Regions from separate parts of the Homo sapiens genome. Here region 1 is linked to region 2. A link is an interaction called in ENCODE POLR2A ChIA-PET data of the cell type or tissue named here. Cell type or tissue: endothelial cell of umbilical vein. All regions are shown on one strand.

The links. Peaks named below come from ENCODE experiments on the same cell type or tissue, not always from the same donor. Only the 100,000 strongest peaks of a DNase experiment are listed, where the experiment ranks them.
Region 1: POLR2A ChIA-PET joins it to region 2 with 6 read pairs; 2 of 35 experiments call an interaction of 5 or more read pairs at or near these places.

What each region holds. Positions count from the first base shown.
Region 1 is chr6:170,549,919-170,552,418 of GRCh38, forward strand. All of the region lies in intron 1 of PSMB1 (proteasome 20S subunit beta 1), which reads right to left. Among named protein-coding and RNA genes, the nearest start is that of PSMB1, 2.1 kb to the right of the region's middle. In endothelial cell of umbilical vein, no CTCF peak of the experiment used is centred here; no DNase peak of the experiment used is centred here; H3K4me3 peaks cover 331 bases; H3K27ac peaks cover 546 bases.
Region 2 is chr6:170,107,762-170,110,261 of GRCh38, forward strand. No RefSeq gene overlaps it. Among named protein-coding and RNA genes, the nearest start is that of LINC01624, 160 kb to the right of the region's middle. In endothelial cell of umbilical vein, no CTCF peak of the experiment used is centred here; no DNase peak of the experiment used is centred here.

The DNA of each region.
Region 1 (2,500 bases), 440 kb after region 2:
GCACCTGGGCTCTGGAATTACATGAGACAGAGACCCACTCTTGCTACTTACTAGGTATGTGATCTTGGACAAATCCTCCAAATGCAAGTTGATGATAACAGTACCTGTGTCACAAGGTGTGTATATATATTTGGGTGTGTATATTTTAATGTACAAGGCTTGACTGATAACTATAACCACTGCTTCAATGCAATAGTGGAAATTAAAGGCATGGTGCCTCACAGACGTAAGCACTCAGGAAACTTAAGCCACTATTTTTACTGAGGAGGGATTTGTGCTAAAGCTCTCAAGAAGAAAAGGATGGCATTCCAGGTAATATAAACAGCAAGCAATGGCAAACAGGTAATTATTCAAATAGTACATACATTCAAGCAACTCATTCAGGCAGCCCTTTTTGCATAAGCACATGTAGTGACGTTAAGGTTTATGTGATGGACAGGGTTCCTACTGTAGAAAATCCCAAATGCCAAGCTAAAGATTTTGGAATTTTAGCAAGAAATCATGAAGGTATTCTGAGCAAGAATGATCTGTAGTTGTAACTACTCAAGAGGCTGAGGTGGGAGGACTGCTTGAGCCCAGGTGTTCAAGGCTGCAGTGAGCTATGATCGTGCCTGGGCATTAGAGTGAGACCTGGTCTTTAAAAAAGGAATGCAAGAGAGAGAAAAGTTCCATTTACAAAGTGGGGTTTTAGGAAGACTGCTCTGACAATAACATAGTATGTGAAATGGGACAGAAACACTGTTCTAATACTACTAATGCAATAGTAAGGTAGCAGGGTGAACAGTAAATCCAAAATCATCACAAACACACAAAATAGACAAATTTTTATATCTACGCAAATGTTTTAGGAACTGGGAAAACCAATTATGACATCCAAGATTTAGAACTTAGATGAACAGAATGATGGCATAATTATAAGTATTTTAAAGGAGAGGAGGCCGGGCACGGTGGCTCACACCTGTAATCCCAACACTTTGGGAGGCTGAGGGGGGGGGGGGGGGTCAATTGCCTGAGATCAGGAGTTCGAGACCAGCCTGGCCAACATGGTGAAACCCATCTCTACTAAAAATACAAAAATTAGCCAGGCGTGGTGGCAGGCACCTGTAATCCCAGCTACTCGGGAGGCTGAGGCAGAAATGCGTGAACCCAGGAGTTGGAGGTTGCAGTGAGCTGAGATCGCACCGCTGCACTCCGGCCTGGGTGACAGAGTGAGACTCTGTCTCAAAAAATAAGAAGAAAGGAGAAGAGGAGATGAAGGGGAATAATTAGCTTGCTTTTTGTTTTGCTAGCTGTCTTGAGTTGCCCTGAGAGCAGAAAAACCAGTTAAAAATGTTTTACTGAAGAAGCCGAATCGAGGGACTCATGAGAGGCAGAACTGGAAAACCAGATTTGGGAGTAATCCTCCCAGCAATGAGACATGAAAGAGTGCTGAGCGATAAACAAGGCGGCTAATGACTTAACTACATTTAAAGACAGAGTAGGAAAAGAGAATGAGGCCTCATTTTGCGGAAGCGAAGGCTGCCTGAGAGCCAGCTGCAGTAAACACTAAAGAAAAAGAACAATGACTGAGAAAAAGTAATCAGAAAGATCTAAGTAATTTTTAGGGCAGTAATGGCTTAAACTGGATTACAAGGGATTAAAAAGTGAGTAACGAGTAGGGCATACTGAACACTGAAAATTCTTATTTATAGAGAATAGCCTTACGAAACGGGTCCAATAACCCTCCCTACAATATACAACTTAATTAGTCATCACAGGAAGTGTTAAGGTGTATAATGGAAAAGCATCCATAAACTCAGTGGTGAAATAGCTATGAATTAAGTCCTGGCTCAACTTCACACCAGCTCTCTGACCCTGACAGTTTAACGTCTAATATAACCCTAGGATGCTAATATCATCTAACATTCACTTTTCATGAGGATTAAATAAGATGACAGCTTGCAATTTACAAAATGCATCTCTCTTGATTCTCACCAAAAACTATGAAGCTACTAAGGAAGATAAGGAAATTTAGGTTCAAGAAGTTCAGAAGTACCCAAAGTGTCCTTTAGTGGCAGAACCAAGGCTAAAATCAGACTTTCGTTATCTTTCTAACACACTCCCAAAATGTGCATTTATATTTCAAATTTATGAGGAACCAATTAACATTTTTGCTTTGTTTTTAAAATTTATTTTTGTAGAGATGGGGTCTTGCTATGCTGCGCAGGCTGGTCTTCAACTCCTGGCCTCAAGCGATGATCCTCCTGCCTTGGCTTCCCAAAGTCCTGGGATTACAGGTGCGAGCCACACTGCCCAGCCAATATTTTCTGTTTTAAGAACCATCGGTTCGTTCAAATTGCGTGTGTATATTTTAATGTACAAGGCTTGATTGGTAACTATAACCACTGTTTCAATTTACAGCTCTTCCCTGTCAAGAGTCTTAAACAGAGCATCTTTCTATAACCCTAAATCTCTGGCGTGCCACCACGGAAAATTATACTACTCAAGATAAAGCTGGTAA
Region 2 (2,500 bases):
GTGCTCAGGATCAGCGAAAGGGCTGTGTGTGTTGGAGACTTGCCGGAAAGATGCAGGTTATATGGTGTGTTAATAAGAGCTGCTTTGCTTGAAGATTTCAGAAAGCCAACTTAAATCAGCTTCAGAAAGCAAGAATAAAAGAAGTGTGCTGGCCCCTGGCATTGGAAGAAGGGCCAGGAGGCTGCGAGGAAGGTGGACCTGTGGCTGGCACAGAGGCCACAGTACCTGTGAAGAGACAACGTCTGCAGCCACGAGACAGCTGCGGATGCGTGTGGAAGGTCGGCTGGGAGAGGCCAAGTTCTGAGCACCCCAGAGCATGAACACATTTGATCGTCACAACAATTCCGGGACATAACTTATTATTGATAAGGAAGCTGAGACATGAGGATGAGTCCCAAGTGCGCATGCCAAGAATAAAGCCAGGACTTTTGCAGAAGCCATCTGGCTCCAGACCCCTTGAGCCTGACCAGGACACTTCACCTCAAGTGGACCAGCCTTCCCTGCCTCACATACCTGCTTCTTCCGGCCACCTCCACGCTTCCAGACACTTCCCCTCAAGTGGACCTGCCCTCCCCGTCTCATGCACCTGCTTCTTCCGGCCACCTCCACACTTCCAGGACCCTTCCCCTCACGTGGACCCGCCCTCTCACCTCACACACCTGCTTCTTCCGGCCACCTCCGCACTTCCAGGACCCTTCCCCTCACATGGACCCGCCCTCTCACCTCACACACCTGCTTCTTCCGGCCACCTCCACACTTCCCTTGCATGTCAGTTTCCCCTATTGCAGCAACCAAGGGCCACCAGCAGCTCCAGAGCCTTTAACTTAGGGCTTTACCCCAGAAAATGGGCAGCCCCTGCACCTCTGGCTTCAGGCCAGAAGTCCCAGGAAAGACTGTCACACGCCCCCCAGAGCCGCGCCTGGCCCTGAGCTGAGGGGCTCTGGTGTCGTGAGGAACCCGATAGTGAGATCCACAGCTCCTCTGGGGCCTGAGCTTTCCAGGGCCTGGGTGGGGCCAGGCCACCCACCAAGAGGAGCCACCACACAGGAGGCAGGACCGCCCTGCGAAGTGGTCTGAGGGTCTTCTTGGTCTTGTTCCATGGTGTCATGCTTGAAGCTCTGTCCGTCTGTCTGTTGGCCCAGCTTTCAGAATTTCCACGTTTCCCTTACGTTGTAAGTTACCACATAAGGCTCCCTATTGTAACCCCCTGTGGTGAATACATGTGCTTATAACATTGTTTTATAACCTCCCAGCTGACTGGCTCCTCAAGCACTGAGTGGCATCCCGTAATAGGAGAGGACGAGGCCGTGCGTCCACACTTCAGGAGCGGGGCGCCCTTCCTTGAGCTCACTAAGGAGGCACAGCCTCATCGTGTTACTCCCAGAGTTCTGATTTTCCACCCTTAGTCCTTCTTCTCCTTAAATATTATGTTAAACCAATGCCTTATTTACTAATAACTTCTTGAATATTTTTCTTATGATTTTGCTTTGTGTTGATGACATTGTTGTTTTGCTTGGTGCTTTTTAAAATGTGCAGCATGTATTTTGAAGCTTGAGAAAAGTGGGCGGATGGTTTGCAGTCTTTCCATGTCCAGGGGCCTCCTGCCGTCACGTCCACACACCCCTGGGGCGGCACAATACCAGGTGTCTTTTTCAGGGTCAGAGCCTGTCTCTGACCGCCCCTGGGGAGATGGTCCAGGCATAGTATGGCACTTGCTTTTATGCGTCTGACATTTTTCCTCTTCTGTTTTGTTTTTTTCTTGTGCAAAAATTAGAAGTAGGGTTCACACACATACACATGTTATTTTGCATTTTTACTCATTAAGGAGCCACTTCCAGGAAGTAAACTATCAACCTGGAGAAATGTGATAGGTAAGATGATGGCCTCATTCTTGGCCACATCTTAAACTTTATCAGAAATTACATTTCCACAGATAATCTAGCTAAGTGCCTACATTCCCCATTTCTCTTTCCATATAAATAGACATTAAGGCCCTCAAATGCCATTTATTCCTGACTGACACTCTAGCAGTAGCTAACATACTATTTCCTTCTTTGTCTCAAAGGTTATATTGATAGATCCGTACTGGATTCTAGAGGAAAAACCCAAGTCTTCTTCATACAAATATTAAATCTGTGAACACACCAAAAAATTACATTTAACCCTGGAGAGAATCCAGAGGTAGAATGAAAAATGATTCACAGCTGTTAAATTTAACTTTAAAAATCATTAATGATGCCTAAGTATTTATATTTCTTTAACTCATGCCTAAATTATGAGGACTGGTTTTAATAAGTATTTTTAATAAAAATTTCTATTTCTTAAAAAAAGCCTTTAATTAAGAGAGCCAGCGTTGTGACGGGTACAGCTGTAAACCAGAGACCACGATGCACCCTGTGGCCGCCATTCAAATTAAAGGCTCAGAGAGCAGAACGAACATGCAAGGTTGCAAAGCTCCATCCATAAATAAGGCCACAGAGTGTGGCCTTCAACTCCCCTG